Linked DNA regions of Mus musculus: region 1 is linked to region 2. A link is a loop called in an ENCODE intact Hi-C map of the cell type or tissue named here. Cell type or tissue: left cerebral cortex. All regions are shown on one strand. Each heading gives the region's core, and the rest is flanking DNA. Links, peaks and the distances in the headings are about the cores only.

Region 1 (8,336 bases), core at 275-8,274, 170 kb after region 2:
CAGAAAGAGGAGATAAGAAATGGAGGCTGACATCGGACAGAATCGATGCCCTCCCAAGGGACAGCAGTAACTCTGTAGCATTCAAGAGCCGTTTTCATTTGTAAGTGTGGAAATATCTTTGGTAACAAGTGTTTGGTGAGACAGTCTGCCACTGTCTTTCAGGACATCTTACTTTGAGGGAAAGAGTTTAAAGGCCTTGCCTTTTCTAAGTAGCTTATGCATTTACCTGGAGATTCCCGGAATCTATAGCACCACTGGTCCGTTTGATACACAGTATCTCTCTTGGCTGATGTAGGGAAGGCTTGGTTGCCAGTTGATGGAATTTGGGGGACATAATTGGATCCTGGGGCTTCTGGCCTAATCAGTGTGTTAATCTCATGAGAAAATCATAATATAATTGCATTATTGGTAAATAGTGAAGACTAGAAGGTGCGGCCCAGCTTGACATGGGCTTTCGGGTGTATCTTTGCAGGATATGTGTGTGTGTGTATCTTGTTTCTCCCACTGTGGTACTCTGCTTTACCATAAAAGCTCAGAGAGAGCAGAGCCGAGGAATGGGGAGGGATACCTCCATCACTGAGCTGAAATACTTCAACCTCCAAGGTTGTTCACATCGGGTATTTTATCACAGTGACTAAGAGTCGTGCAAACAATGTGCTTATGGTGGTGAAGAACAATGAATTAGCTTATTTGATGGACATGCCCCCCACCCCCTACACATACCTTTGTGTTCTTGATGAGTACATTTAAGGATCTGCACTTAACATAGTACAATAAATGCTAAAATTTCTCAGCATCTCCAGTTCGGGAAGGGTGCTCCCTAAGAAGGTAAGCTGTCTCCTTCAAGTCTGTCCTGTCCGATATGGCAGTGCAGCTTCGATGGGTAGTGGCTTACATTTAAATGAAATGCAATTAAAATGTTACTTTGGGCTGGAGAGATGGCTCTGCAGTTAAGAGCATATACTTCTCTTCAGAGGACCCAAGTTGGAGGGCTCAGAACCATCTATAAATTCAGCTCCAAGGGATATGGCACCTGAATACACACACACACACACACACACACACACACACACACACACACACTACACTATGCATGCACACCCGTGGAAACCTGACTTTAATATCAGAAGCATGGATCCTTGGGGAGGTTAACAATAAGTTCATGGCATTAGTTGAATGTGCAGATTGCCCTTACACTAGATGTTACTAGACTTCTAGAACGACCAATTCCAATTACTCATTTGAACTGCCAACTCTCTCTCTTCCCCTGTTTCATTTCCTGGTGAACTGAGAGTTGGTTTTGAATATCCAGAGGCCCCGAGTATGCGTCAGGGCAATTGAGCGAGTTTGGGATAAAAGCAGGGTAGAGGGAACTCTCTCTCAGTGCCAGCCGCTGGCTGGTGACTCTCACCTCGCTGAGTCTCCCAGAACTCTCTTCTGTCTGGTCAGAGGGAAGAGGTCACAGTATCATGACTTGGAGAGCTGCTCTCATGCTGCTAGGCTTATCAGAAAGGTATCGTGACTGCTGTCATAGTTTCTGAAGCACAACTCTAATGCTCGCTTTCTCGTGTCTTCATTTGATAAAGTGGCGCCAGGTTGCAGCGGTGCGTGTGTCCTTATTTAGGAATGATTTCTAGTATAAAATGGTTAATGGTTCATGTGGTTGTTTTTTTTTGTTGTTGTTGTTGTTTTTTTTTTTTTTTTTGCTTTCTCCTTCATTTGTTATCACATGGAGGAGCCCTCTCTTCTGTTCCACTTGTCTGCACCTTCCTTGTCATCTTGTCATGAATTGGAATAATCCAGGCTGACACGGCAGCCACCTGTAACCACAGCACTCAGTGGCAGATGGGATCTCTGGGGTCAGCTGGTTAGCTAGACCAGCTAGAACTGGTGAGCCCTGGCTTTAGAGAGACACCCTGCCTCAATAAGTAAAGTGGAGAGCAATCAAAAAAGATGTCCAACACCAAAACTGGGGCCTCCACATTTACATACATGCATCTGCACAGGTGTAAGAATGCACATGTGTATCCACGTGTACATACGTGCATTCACACCCTTACACATGCATCTGATCAGGTATAAGCATGTATATATATATTCCCATGCACACTTATGCATTCAAACCCTCATATGTGCATCTGCACAGGTGTAAGCATGTACATGCATGTCCACATGCATATACATGCATTCACACCTTCATACATGCATCTGAATAGTTGTAAACATGTATATGCATATTCACATGCACACATATGCATTCACACCCTCACACATGTATCTGCACAGGTGTAAGCACTATGTGCATACTGCCAATATACATACATAAAAACAAGTGCAAAGTAATTGGCATAAAATGAATTACTTTTGGTTTTCTGTCTTAGATACCGGTTCCTTTCCATAGCTACTTCTCTTTTCTGGCTGGATCAGCTACTCAGTTTATTTCATTCAGAATTCCCGGGGCATTTTCATCTCTAAACCCCAAGGAAAATGGGTGATAGTTTAGTAGTGTCACTGGCAACCAGAGGCAGGTGCACACAGGACATCCAGATGTGCATGCTATCCTTCCTCTAGTCTGCCTCCTTATTCTCACAGAATGCAAACCCCATAGTGTTCTCCTTGACATGAAGACTCAGCAGCACCTCAGAGAGCTGGGTGACCCATTTTGTCTTCACCTTCTGTTGCTTCGAAATAGACTAGATGGCACCCTGCCGTGCTCTTCCCTCACGGTGACCTTCTCATTGATGCTTTGGCTATAGATAGCTGTCAAGGTTGCAACTGATGAGCTTTATGGCAAATAGCATAATGAGCTTGTGGTTTCTTTCCTGTGGCAGTTTATGGTAGTAACTGAACTTGATCTAAGCTATCATCAGGCACAGGACAAGTCTGGTCTTCACGATAATATAGATTGAAGCCAGACTCTACACCACCTTTCTATGTCTTCACCCAAGTTTTCAAGGCCCCTGTGGTGATGCCTGTCAGGGTCCCTGGTGATTTTAATACAGACTCATGAAGAGCACTTGGCTCCCTTGCGGCTCAGGAACCCTTAGATGACCATGTGGACAATCAAATCATCTCCACTTTCCTGTTTCCAATACTGTTGCCATTGAGTTCCTGCTCTCTCCATGAAGTCTCCATACCAGAACCCTGGTAGCTCTTCCCTTTTTCCTGATTTCTTGTCCTTGTCACCAGGAAGCCATCAAGATCTGTGATCTTGTCTCCAGCTGCCTGTGTTACTCTCCATTATCCACTGAGTCACCCATAGCAGCTTGTCTTTAGCTTCCCTTACCATCCTGCTTTCGCTCCTTGCCTAGGAGAAGACTTCTTGGTGGATTGGCTGATTGGTTATTTAGTATTTGCCCGATATCTTCTCTGACTCGGCTCTCTCACTTAAGAATAGAAAGGGATGTATTGCAATGTGTAGAAAACCTTTACAATTTTGTCTTCTCTGAGCTTAAGATCTTCGGAGTCAGAGGGAGAATGACATTAAATTATGCACGGGGTGATGTGTTAGATCCATTCATGCACATCTGCAGGTTGGTGTCCTTCTCCTTTGGCACAAAACCCAATTAGCTCACCTTGCCCACTGGGCCTTCTCGAACTGGCTGAGAAGCTTATGAAATTCCCTCTAAGCTTACCAGTATCGACTTAAAACCTAGCATTTCCTAGGGAGGCTTTCTGTTCCTAAATGGCTATTTCCTGTGTCCCTCAGTGGCCATTTCCTGTGCTACTCAGTGACTATTTCCTGTGTCTCTCAGAGGCTATTTCCTGTGTTTCTCAGAGGCTATTTTCTGTGTCTCTAAGTGGCTATTTCCTGTGCCCCTCAGTGGCTATTTCCCATGTCTCTCAGTGACCATTTCCTGTGTTCCTCAGTGACCACTTCCTGTGTCTCTCAGTGGCCATTTCCTGTGTTCCTCAGTGACTATTTCCTGTATCCCTCAGTGGCTGTTTCCTGTTTCCCCCAGTGGCTATTTCCTTCATCTCTCAGAGGCTATTTTCTGCATCTCGCAGTGGCTATTTCCTGCATCTCTCAGGGCTAATTCCTGTGTCCTTCAGTGGTTATTTCCTGTGTCTCTCAGGAATGATTTCCTGGGTCCCTCAGAGGCAATGTCCTGGGTCCCCCAGTGGCCATTTCCTGTATCCCTCAGTGGCTATTTCCTGTGACCTCAGAGGCGATTTCCTGGGTCCCCCAGTGCTCATTTCATTGTGTGCATGTGCTTATGTTATTATCTCCTGACAGGTGTGACGTCTTCTTTCACTTTACCCTTGATGTCTTTCATGATGCCTGGCATGTGGTGTCAACCTGACAGTTTGTTTACAAAGGCAAGCATTGTTTTCTTTCAATAGAGGTGGTGACACCTGCTTGCAGCATCCAGACGAACCCCCGCCAGAGATCCAGTAAATGAGGTGTATGTGCTGGGTGAGATACTGGCTTGTGTGGGACTTAAATGTTTGTTCTAAGCCTTCACAGCCTTCCCCCTCCATTACATAATTATTTATTTTTACCGAGTCCCCACATGTCTTAATTAAGCCCATCATATGTTATGAATTCTATTTCTGGGCGTTGTGGGCACAGCAGTTCCTACTGCCTTTTCTCTCCCCTGTCTGAGCCATTTCACTCAGTGGGATGATATTTTATAACTCATTAATGTTTGTAGTACTGTGTACTAAAATATTCTGTGTCAGCTGTCAGCTGTCACTGGTACCGAGCCTGCAGTCCATCATAATCTACTTTCATGCCAGGTTACATCTATGCCAAGACTTGGTGGTGAATCCAGTGGCCAGTAAGAGCCAAGTGCTCAGCCTGGGATTTACCCATGTGGGCAAGTCATTCCAACAAGCCTTTCTAGGCTGGGAGAAAGTTAACACTGGCTAATGGTAAGGACTGAAGTCTAGAGATGTACACTATGAAAGATCCAGATGGGTTAGCCCTGCCTTGGAAAGCCTTGTTTGTCTTTATATAGCCAGTGTCCTGCTAATCCTCACTGCTTTATAAACACGGTGGCCTCCTGTGACAGGCAAAGGCATGCACCTGAACTGTCGCACACAAGCATTCTGTGAGAGGTGCGGCTGCTGTTGGCAGCCTGTCAGCTTCTGCTGTGTTCGGGTCTGGGGTGAGACACCTGGGCCAGTGAAGCAGCAGGATGAGTTCTGCCTTAAGGACCCCCAGCAACCCAGGCGGCTGCAGAGCCCTAAGGACCCCCAGCAACACAGGCGGCTGCAGAGCCCTAAGGACCCCCAGCAACCCAGGCGGCTGCAGAGCCCTAAGGACCCCCAGCAACCCAGGCGGCTGCAGAGCCCTAAGGACCCCCAGCAACCCAGGCGGCTGCAGAGCCCTAAGGACCCCCAGCAACCCAGGCGGCTGCAGAGCCCTAAGGATCCCCAGCAACCCAGGCAGCTGAAGAGCCGTGATTTCCACAGGCTGGAACACCTGTGCTTTTCCTTTCCCGGGACTCTAGAAGAGCCTGCGCCATTCTGGAGGCTGTCACTGTGGTTAGTCCGTCCTGAGAGATGCTATCTCACTAAAGGTCCTATATCTAAGGATATCAGCATGTGTTGCTACAGGGACCCATGAAGTAGATTAATATTAGTCTGGGAAGGAACTGGAAAGGAGATGTACGCCTTTATAAACAGATAAAGAAATAGCCATCTCTGTTTCTTTCTCTATACACCCCCAATATCCTTCTCATTCTATCGTGAAGTTCAAACTTTTGATGTATGGAGATAAATTTTCTTTGGAGGAATGAGGTTGGGAGAAGGTGATTTATCACTCCCAGCCAAGCTCTGCTTCTAGAAGATCCTCTGACTATGCATGGCTAAGCAGGTAGGCCCCTGTCCTCAGGCCCTGAGACCCAGTGCTATGGTCACACCTCCATGTGCTCTGGTAGCCAAGGACACAGGCTTCTGATGACCTTGAAGCCTCTGCCTGTGACTTAGAGATATGCAGGGAGTACCAGACAGCTGAGGAATTCACACAGAGCCATTTGCAGAAGGCTGCTTGTCTTCATCCCCTGCCTCTCTGTACATTGTATTCTGTCTCAGTGGCCCATGGCTTTGGTCTGAGTTCTTTCTGTGGAGTTTATACCTTGCATATGTGAAAGAGCAGCCCAGAAACACATGTAGTAAAAGCATGCTCAAATCTTAGCAGGTATCACCTCAGGTGCCAGTAGTACAGTAGTGACGTGACCGAGCATGTCACAATATTCTATTACAACAAGACAGACAAAGGACTGGCTACTTGATATGCTGGCAGGAAGCACCAAGAAGGGGAAAACAAAACAAAACGATCGCACCTGTGCATTATGTCATTTGGCGGATACGTAGATGTAACTTAAAACCAACTGGAGTTTGGGAGGATGTATACCTCTGGATGTGTATATAAACGCAACAGTCTGATTCTTGTCTAATTCTTGATACGGTTTGAGTGTTCAAAACTGACCTCTGCTTGTCGCTGGGAAGATGGCTCAGTCAACAAAATACCCGCCTTACAAGTGCAGGATCCTTAGCACCGACATAGAAAGCCAGCATGGTGGTACACACATCTGTAGTCCTACACAAGAGGGAGGCAGAGGCAGATCCTTGTAGCTCATTGGTCAGGCATCCTAGCCAATCAGTTGATCCTGGTTCAGTTCCAGCTCTGTCAAGAACACAGGTGGAGAGCATTAAGAAAGATGCTCAATGTTACTTATGGCCCCCACGTCCATGAGTACACGGGTACACACCCACACAGGTAATGCACAAATGCATAGTCACATAGAAACCTGATGCTGCAGAGGTTTTGCTTTTCAATAAAATGGTTTGTCGAGCATGCAGAGCCTGTGGATCTGAATCCCAGATGTGTGGAGCAGTCGCCACGGTAGGCAGGTTTCTGGAGGGAGTGATTTTTATAGGGCCACATTCTGCCTCTTAAGGCTCTGGATCATTCTCTTAGACCCCATGCCCTGCACGCTTCCTGGTCGTTGTGATGAATTGCTTGGTAGAATCATCTGAAAGAGTTAGTCTTAGGTTTGTGGGCTTCTGTCCATGGTCACTTGGATCTGTGCTATCATGGGGCATGTGGCATGGGGCACAAGAAGCAAAGAAAGAAAAAGAAAAGAGGACCAGGGTCCTCAGTATGTCCTTCAAGGGTGTTGTCCCTAGTGACCTAACTTCCTTCTCAAAATCTCCGTCATCCCACAGACTGCCAACCAGGCCGTTAGCACATGGGCCTTTGTGGGGACACTTTAGTGGCACCTCCCCCTCACGCTCAAGCTGGCACGGTACCTTCCACACCTCACCATATTTCTCACCCTAGTTACTCAGCCTTTGCGTGTGGTGGCTTTACTGACCTCCAGATTTCTTAAGTCCTTGGAGTGAGTGTCTCTCCCAGTTCCATCTTGGTTACTCAAAGAAGGGTCTGTGTAAACAGCTCCAAGTTGGCACCCTTTGGCCCAGTTTTTCCTCCACATTTTCTTGGAGAGTGTCTTGAAGATGTGGAGACAAAGCTTCACTTGAGCAGAGTCCTCCGGGGGAACAATCCCCTCTGTGTTCCTTACCAGATCCCTTTGGGGCACAAACTAAACTGGGTGGGTGGACCCTGGAAAGGCTTTCCCAAGAGTAGGAAGAAAATGTAATTATCTTCCCCTGCAGGGGTTTTTCTGTTGACATTTCCTGGTCTGCAGAGAGCACTGTGTGTGTGTGCCCTTTGGTGTGGTGTTCTGGAAGCATCCACGGCAGTCACAGCATACCGGGGGAAGCAGCAGATGGTGTGAAAATCACCATTTATGACACAAGTAGGAGGCAGTGAGACTCACCGAATTCAGTGTCTTAACCTGAAGTCTTAATATGCTCTTATTTCTCCCTTAGAATAACCCTATGATTTTAAGTTAGAGAAATGGGGCCCCTGAGTCAGAGCAGACTCTACCAAGTACTTAACAAGAATGAAGGTGGGTAGAGGAAGAAGCCATGGGGAAACTTTTGTTTGTGTGGGTTAAAACATTGTATCCTTGCCAAGCGCATGAAATTCAAGAAGAACGAAGACCAAAGTGTGGACACTTTACCCTTTCTTAGAAATGGGAACAAAACACCCATGGAAGGAGTTACAGAGACAAAATTTGGAGCTGTGGCGAAAGGATGGACCATCTAGTGACTGCCATATGCAGGGATCCATCCCATAATCAGCTTCCAAATGCTGACACCATTGCATACACTAGCAAGATTTTGCTGAAAGGACCCAGATATAGCTCTCTCTTGTGAGACTATGCCAGGGCCTAGCAAACACAGAAGTGGATGATCACAGTCAGCTATTGGATGGGTCACACGGCCCCCAATGGAGGAGCTAGAGAAATTACCCAAGGAGC
Region 2 (8,336 bases), core at 235-8,234:
ATGAGGAGAGGGCTGTGGGTTCCTCCATTTACAGCCAGTTGTTGTACCCAAAAGCACGTTAAATAGCTTGGGGACTTGTAGAGTGCCTTTTGAAGTACAGGTGACCTTAGGGCTGAGCCCACAGCCTAGGGATTGTGGGCTTCCCTAGGTTGAGAGTCAGAGTGGAAGTTATGGAATTCTGGCTTTTGTGGCATGTAGGGGAAATCTCAAAACGTTGGAGCTATTGTTTTGTTTCAATGGTGGTACTCAGGGAACCCACATCTGTGCATGCTGCCCAAGTACACCTACCTTCTCTTTACTGCAGACAAAGCTTATGAAGTTGCTCAAGCTGGCCTTGAACTCACCATGTAGGTGACATCCTTCTAGTTCAGCCTCCTGAGAAACTGGGGTCACAGGCTCCTGTCACCAGGCCCAACGATCCCATACCTTCTAGAGACACAGAAAGGAGTCTTTTGCTTTGATGACAAGGTAACAGCAGGGAGAAGAAGATCCTCTGCTCTGTCCATACCCCACCCCACGGCACGCCATGTTGGCCCCTGACTCTGCTGAGCATAAGGTACTTGAAAAAGAATAGAAGCAAACGGCCATGAGGAAGGTGCCCACTCTGTGCCAGGAGGAAAGAAATGGGGCCCAGGGAGAAGGCTCAGTAGCTGACAGCACACATTTCTTTTGAAGAGCATCTACCTTCAGGCCCAGCACACAGGGTTGGAGACTTATAACTGCCTATAACCTTTGCTCCAGGGGATGGTGAGAATAGGAATGGCTCCCATAGACCCATATATTTGAATGCTTAGTCATCAGAGAGTGGCGTTATTTGAGAGGGATTACGATTATTGGAGTGGGTGTGGCCTTGTTGGAGTGGGTGTGGCCTTGTTGGAGTGGGTGTGGCCTTGTTGGAGGGAGCATGTTATTGGGGGTGGGCTTTGAGGCTTCAAAAGCCCATTTCAAGCCTAGAGGCTCTCTCTTCCTGCTGCCTGTGGATCTTGATGTAAAACTCTCAGCTTACTTCTCTGGCACCATGTCTGCCTGTCCACCACCATGCTTCCTGCCGTGATGATTGTAAGCTAAACCTCAGAAACCGTAGAGAAGCCCCAATTAAACGTTTTCTTTCACAGGAGTTGCCACAGTCATATGTATTTTTCACAGCAATGGATCACCAGCTCAGACAGGATCTAGCACACCCTGCTGGATTCTGCAGGCACCTTCCTCCCATACACACACACCATCACCGCCCATATGCACACACATATCATTTTAAAGTAACACAATTTTTAAAAGGATGGTCTCACTACTGTGACTGGGATTGGACACGTAAAGGGTCTATATGAGCTTATTTTCTAAAATAGCCTTTATTTCCTCCTAACTCCTCCATGGGTCCCCTACACAACTCATCTTAGCAGGGAGTGGGCGATTGCTCTGGCAGGCCTGAGCACGATGCTTTTTTGGAAAAGTGTGGAAGACTTTGGAACTTTGGACTAGGAAAGTTGTTGAATGTTGAAAGCAGAGCTTAATGGGTCATCCTGGCAGTCTCTTGGCAGACACTAGTGTTGAGATCTATTCAGACGGTGGAGGTCCAGATCAAGTGGTTTCAAAGGGGAACAATAAGCAACTGGGCTAGAGGGTATCCCTGTAATATTTTGGCAAAGGATGTGGCTGCGTTCTGTCCTTTCCCTAAGCACTTCCCACTAGAAAGTAATGGGCTAATTTCTTTGGTAGAAGAGATTTCAAGACAGCCTAATACTGACTCGTACATGGTCATTAGCAACCATTCTTAAGCAGGTCTACAATGAAGAAAGAGCAAGTGGGTCAAAGAGAAATATAAAATGTATAATTTGAAGAATAAAAGACTAGGAAATTTAATGATGGGGCCAAGGCTTGTGCTGAAAGAGATAAAGAGATCAAGGTATGGGGTGGTGGTGGGTGGCAGCAGCAATCTGCATTGGGATAAAAGGAGGGGTGACCTCAAGGCAGGACCCCACCAGGCTGAGCTTCCAACCTGTGAAAGGGAAAATGTAGAAGGAATTCTCTGCTCCTGAAAAGCAACAAGGAAGGAAAGCTGCTGCAAACGTGACTCAGCCTCTGTCCCGACGGGTAGCAGACCTCGGCAATGCTGGCTGTCCGTCCTGAGGGGCGGCGGACCTTGGGAATGCTGTCCATGTGGTTCTGGCTTTAGAGTCACGAGGGATTCTAGAGTAAAGCAGTTGTGGGCTGTTCCTCCATGGTTAAAGAGAGCCATGGATACCAGGATGTTTATGGCAGGGCAGTTCTTGATTGAAGGTCCTGGGAGGGCTCCAGAGCCTGAGAGACCTCTGTGCAAAGCCTGGATGATGTTGAAGTCTGGATCATGTTGAAGAAGCGGAGATGCGGGAGATGTTAGAGCCGTGTGACGTATGCCGAGGACAGCTGCAGACTGAGAGTGTCACCAGCCCATGAGAGAGAAGCGTGTTGCTGTCAGCAAAGCTGGGAGGGCAGAGCTGCCCTTTGACATAGCACGTAGAACCACAGGATTGGCTTGTCCTGCTGAGTGTCAGTCTGGCTTTGGTTCGGTATTGCCTCACTGTGGTTCCTTCCCTCCCTTGTCGAATGGTAGTGTGTATATTCTGTGCTGCTGTGTGTTGGAAACATGAAGTTTGCATTTTGATTTTACAAAGGAGTTATTGTTACGAGATTCCCTTTAGGCTCAGAAGAGACCTTGATCTTTGGAATTTTAGACGCTTGCAGTTGGGTAAATGCATTTTACATTATGATATGACTGGAAGCCTTTGGAGACCAGGGAGTGGAGCGTGATGTTGGAATGAGAACGGCTCCCATAGGCTCATACTTGGTCCCCAGTTAGTGGAACTGTTTGGAAAGGATTAGGATTAGGAGGTGTGTCATGGGGTGGCTTTGAAGTTTCAAAAAGCCTTACATAGTCCCCAGGGTCTTTGCTCGACCATCATGGTTTCTAACATTCTGAATCCATAGGTCCAATTAGATACTTTCCTTTGTAAGCTGTCATTTCCTTGGTTGTTGTGTTGTGTACAGCAATAGAGAAACCACTGACACACAGACCTATACAAGTCTACTTTCTAAAATCACCCATGTTTCCCTCTGATTCCTTCCACGGATATGCTCATTACCATCCACAGTTTATCTTGTCACAGCCCCACAGTTTATCACGCACCGTGCAGAGAACTACGGAAACTCTCGAGCCTCATGTCTTATTTTTATCTTCACATCTATTCCAAAAGCCCCATGTCTGCATGAAAATATCAAATAAATGTGCAAGCTGCTTCTCACTAAGCTGTTTGATGTTATACTGAGCCGTAGGTCCAGCTGCAGAACCTAAGGAGTTTCTCCTCCTACCACAGGCAAGCTGCTCCCACCAGGAGTGAGGCATCTGAGGGAGGGGCAGCTGACTCCAGATCTCTGAGACTCTAAGGGAGGTCAAAGCATCCTAAGACACAAAACAGCACCACAGTCCAGCCGGGGTTAAATCAGCCTTGAGTTCCCATGGCCAGACTCAGGACCATTGACTAGCTTTCTCCAGAGAGCTGTGTGGCTGTGGCCTTACCCAGTGCGTTTCATTAAAGACACACTAAGCTATCTACTAGGAATGAGGAGAATTGCTGCTTATAAATTATTAACTCGAGAGAGGAGGAAGGCCAAGATGGTGGCAGATGTGAGCCAGTGTGGCTTTAACCAGCCATAGATAGTTATGGTATCATAAAGTTAAAATAATTGGGATAAATCTTTTATCATTATCAATTGGCTCTGAGATTATTGTATTGGCATCTTGTAAAGTCAGAATTTATTGATACATAAATCTGATTGGTTAATTATAAAAAATAAAAATTTAAAAAAAGTTATTAACGTGTTACATTTGCTGTGGGTCTCAGGACCCGTGAATTATCCCTTTAATAAAGGCATGCTTATCCTCCTGCGGTGGCCTTATGAGATTTATATCCAGGTCTTTGAGTCCTCCAGTTTTGAGAATCCTATATTCAATAGCTGGCTGCATGTCCACCCCTGTTGCCATGACAGTCTTTCTACCTGACCTTGGCTGCCCTGGAACTCTGTGTTGAAGATCAAACATTCACCCAGCTTTTGTCCGTCCTTCTGCCTTCTCTACCTCTGAAGCTCTGGGACTCCAGGTATGAGGCACCTCATTGGGATCGCTGCCTACCTTTCTACCGTGAGCTGTGCTCCTCAGGGTACATCCCTTTCAGCTTCAGCTTCCATAAATGAAGGGACGGTAGAACTGGAGTGTGTATAAATAGTTCGGCTGCATCTGTACAAGATGAAGACTCTTATGTAAAATGCACAGCGAGAGCCAGGGCTCTGGGGGCTCACGCCTGTAACCCCAGCACTCAGAACGTAGTCAAGAGGATCAGGAGTCCAAGCTCATCATCAGCTACATAGAAAACTTGAGGTCCACACCAGTAACAAGAAACCCTGTAGTAAGCAGATAAACAAGCCAATAAAAGCAGGCTAGAGAGGTGGCTCTGGCTCTCTGCTGTTCTTGCGGAGAGCCTGGATTTGGTTCCCAAACCTATATGGTGGCATGCATCTGTCTGTAAGTCCATCTCCAGGGAATCTGACCTCCTCTTCTGGCCTCTACCAATGACAGGCATTTGCAAAGCAAAACACTCATACACATAAAAATGAATATTTTTAAAACAATAAAAATAAAAACAGCCTGAGTTGATCAATAAATTAGATTTTTAAATACATGGAATTAAATTACCACATCTAAAAATATACAGTTAAATTCAAACGTTTGCAAATAAAGAGTTTCTAATGGGCACAGAATGCAAAAAGAGACCAGAGATGATCTAGGTCCTGCCAGACATTACAATATCCTCTTCCTGCCTCCAAAACTGACCTGAATTAGATCTAGTCTTTAAATTTAATTGCTGGTTACCGGAAATTCTGGAGTTAGAACAGCTCGCTAATACCATGAAGATGTAGTCAGCAAAATAAAAATGTGGGAAGCTATCCAAGCAAATGGCCTGGTTCCTTCACAATGGAAAAAAAAATCTGTAGGAAAAAAAATAAGAAAGAATATATAGGTTTTTTTTTTTTTTTTCCTTAAAAGAAGTGACACAGCCCTTGCCTGGGTTAGGGTTGTAGCCCAGTGACACAGCCCTTGCCTGGGCTAGGGATGTAGCTCAGTGACACAGCCCTTGCCTGGGTTAGGGTTGTAGCCCAGTGACACAGCCCTTGCCTGGGCTAGGGATGTAGCTCAGTGACACAGTCCTTGCCTGGGTTAGGGTTGTAGCCCAGTGACACAGCCCTTGCCTGGGCTAGGGATGTAGCTCAGAGACACAGCCCTTGCCTGGTCAGTGCAGAGCATCCAGTGTAGCCTAACTCAACCCCAGGGCCGCAGAAAAGAAAAAGAAAAGGCATAGCAATATGAAGCTATGTTCAGGGCTGGGGATGCGGATCAGTTGGTTCTTACCTATGATGCATAGCATCCTGGGTTCAATCCCCAGGACCAGATAAACTGCCTGGGCATGGGGCTCAGGCTCTGAATCCCAGCACTGAGGAGGTGGAGACTATAGAGGTCAGAAATCCAAGGTCATCTCATCTCAACTACATTGTAAGTTCCAAGCCAGTCTAGGCTACATGACCCTGTCTCATAAATAGATAAATAGATAAATAAATAAATAAATAAATAAATAACACTCAGACCTTGTTTGGATCCTACCTCAAATCAACTACCTAAAACATTTATGAAACAAACACCAAGCAAAGTATCAATGTAATTTTTTTTTTTTTGGTTAAAATAAAGATACTATGATCACATCTCAAAATTGCCTTGTATGTGTACACACATGTAACATACATGTATGTACACACATACATGTATGTACATACATATATATAAAATAGACTAAAGTATTTATAGATGCAAATAGGTGATATCTAGTGTTTTCCTCAAAGTAATTGTGTATACCTGGGGAGGGGGCTGAATCGGGTATAGGTGGAATGATTGATGGATGGGTGGTTCATGATATGACTCTCCCTGATGCGTATGTCTGAAAATTTCCATAATGAAAGTAGAATAAATGAATGAGCCAACAAACCCTCTGTCCCAGTGGCTCTCGCCGCTTCTAAAGCTGTGATCCTTTAATCTGGCTCCTCGTGTTGTGGTGACCTCAACATGAATCGTCGTGACTCACAATGTAATATCTGTATTTTCTGCTGGTCTTAGACCCCAAGCTTCTTATGCACCCTCTGCAGTGGCTGAGCAGGTAGGTGCATTACAATTCTACAGTAGATTTAAAATCAGGTCTCAGACACATCTGCTCATCATTTTGCGTTAGGGCCCATGGGGCACATAACAACCAATACCAGTAACACATCCTCTAAGATACTGCAGCATAACTCAGTATGGCTCCTTGAACAGCATCATCAAAATAGAAGCCCTTGGTGGCCGTGCAGATAACTGTGCTGGAGGTGGTGGATCAAGGTGGAATGGAATTATACCCTGTCCCCATCACTTTCTTGTACTGAATCATGTAATCCTCACTCCCTTGGCTTTCTGGGGGAACCTGGCTCCTCTTAGAATAGGCTTGAGACAGCCAGTCTCCTAAATCAGTTTTAAAGTAGAAGTCTAGATTGATTAAAAAACAAACCAACGACGACAACAACAACAAAAACCCCACAATAACCTTTGAGAACAATTAAGCATGTATTTCACCAAGCAGAACCACTCCACTCCTAAATAGCAAGCCATTCTTAAATATTTAATAGTCTTCTCCTAAGGTCTTAAAAATATTCACTGTTTCCATGCCACTCATCTGAATACAGATGTTGTTTTCTCTGGGTATGAGACAATGTTTCATTATCGACCTACCTTGAAATTAGGTCAGCCTTTGTACTTGGGGGACTGGTTTTTACCTCTCCAGCGAGGCTCACCCCAGTGCTGCTGGCCTAGTTCGTCTTTGTCAGTGTTAGCTCCTTCCAGGCAGGTTGTAAGGCTCTTAGTGAATTTCCATCTCAGAACCAGCACTTGTGATTTCTTCTGCTTCAAACCAGGAACCCAAAGGCTGCTCACAAAGCCTGCTGTTGGCTCATTTTAGAACAGAAAGACAGAACTACAAGTCCAGATCAGAAAGAAATGTTGGCTTCTTTTCTCTTCCCTTCTTTTCTTTTCTTCCCCTAGCCAACAGTTATATCCTTGTTTCTTATGAAGTTTTTAAAATTTCAATTTAATTTAATTTTTATTTCACGAAGCATGGTCTAGCCTATAGTGCTGGCTGGCTTGGAATTTAATGTATAGACCAGGCTGGCCTAACTCACAGAGATCTACCTGCCTCTGCCTTCCCAGCACTGGGATTAAAGGTGTGCACTACCACATCTCTCTCCTCATTCTTTTTAGAGGCTAATTTTATTTTAGTTCGAACTTCCATTCCTTTAATATGAGTGCATATTAACACACTTATAATCTAACTTAAATATTCACAGGAAGTGTTAAATTATTCCACTGCCTTTGAAGTGGGAGTAGAGGCTGAAAGAAATGAAAGAACTTAAAAAGCAGTTTTATGCTTTATGAGGTTTAATTTGAGGACGATAACTCTCAGCTTTGGGGGTGGGTTTCTCCTTTCAGCACCTCTAAAGCGTGGGCAGTCGTCATGATTTTGATACCAAGGGCCTAGAATCTACTGTGTTAGCATGCTGAGAGAATTATGTCATGATTCATCAATAATTGCATCTCTGCTCTGAATGACTTCCACTCTCATACCCCCACGCAAGACACCTACATTATCATTAACATTTCCAGTTTATGTTAAAAAATACAGGGAAGATGCTAAGTCACCATAAATGTGTCCGTTCCTTTAAATGGAAATAAGGTGAAATTCCAGGACTTTGAAAAAAATAAAATAAAGCCCTTGACAAAAGTTCTTCACATTTACTTATTTATTGATGTGTGTGCGTGTGTGTGTGAGAGAGTGTGTGTGTGTGAGTGTGTGTGTATGTGTGTGTGAGTGTGTGTATGTGTGTGAGTGTGTGTGAGTGTGTATGTGTGAGTGTGTATGAGAGAGTGTGTGTGTGAGTGTGTGAGTGAGTGTGTGTGTATGTGTGAGTGTGTGTGTGACTATGAGTGTGTGTGAGAGTGTGTGAGTATGTGTGAGTGTGTGTATGTGAGTGAGGGTGTGAGTGAGAGTGTGTATGTGTGTGAGTGTGTGTGTGTGAGTGTGCGTGTGTGTGAGTGTGAGTGTGTGAGAGAGAGAGTGTGTGTGTGTGCGCGCGTGCGTGCGCGCGTACCTGCCTGGATGCACCTGTGCACCATGTGTGCTTGGTGCCTGAAGAGTCCAGAAGGTGTCAGATCCCCGATAACTTGAGTTGCA

Evidence for each region. Hi-C counts contacts between places; a loop is a spot of excess contacts. Peaks named below come from ENCODE experiments on the same cell type or tissue, not always from the same donor. Only the 100,000 strongest peaks of a DNase experiment are listed, where the experiment ranks them.
Region 1: it touches region 2 in a loop (2.5-fold over the local background); 2 of 42 quality-filtered maps call a loop at or near these places.

What each region holds. Positions count from the first base shown.
Region 1 is chr14:121,161,184-121,169,519 of GRCm38, forward strand. The region is part of intron 2 of Farp1 (FERM, RhoGEF (Arhgef) and pleckstrin domain protein 1 (chondrocyte-derived)); the gene reads left to right. Among named protein-coding and RNA genes, the nearest start is that of B930095G15Rik, 83 kb to the right of the region's middle. In left cerebral cortex, for the core only: a CTCF peak has its summit at 4,136; DNase peaks (open chromatin) are centred at 3,882, 4,584, 7,280, 7,404 and 1 more place; H3K27ac peaks cover 3,918 bases.
Region 2 is chr14:120,990,253-120,998,588 of GRCm38, forward strand. No RefSeq gene overlaps it. Among named protein-coding and RNA genes, the nearest start is that of Farp1, 41 kb to the right of the region's middle. In left cerebral cortex, for the core only: a CTCF peak has its summit at 1,194; DNase peaks (open chromatin) are centred at 1,314, 3,221, 4,279, 7,028 and 1 more place; H3K27ac peaks cover 2,813 bases.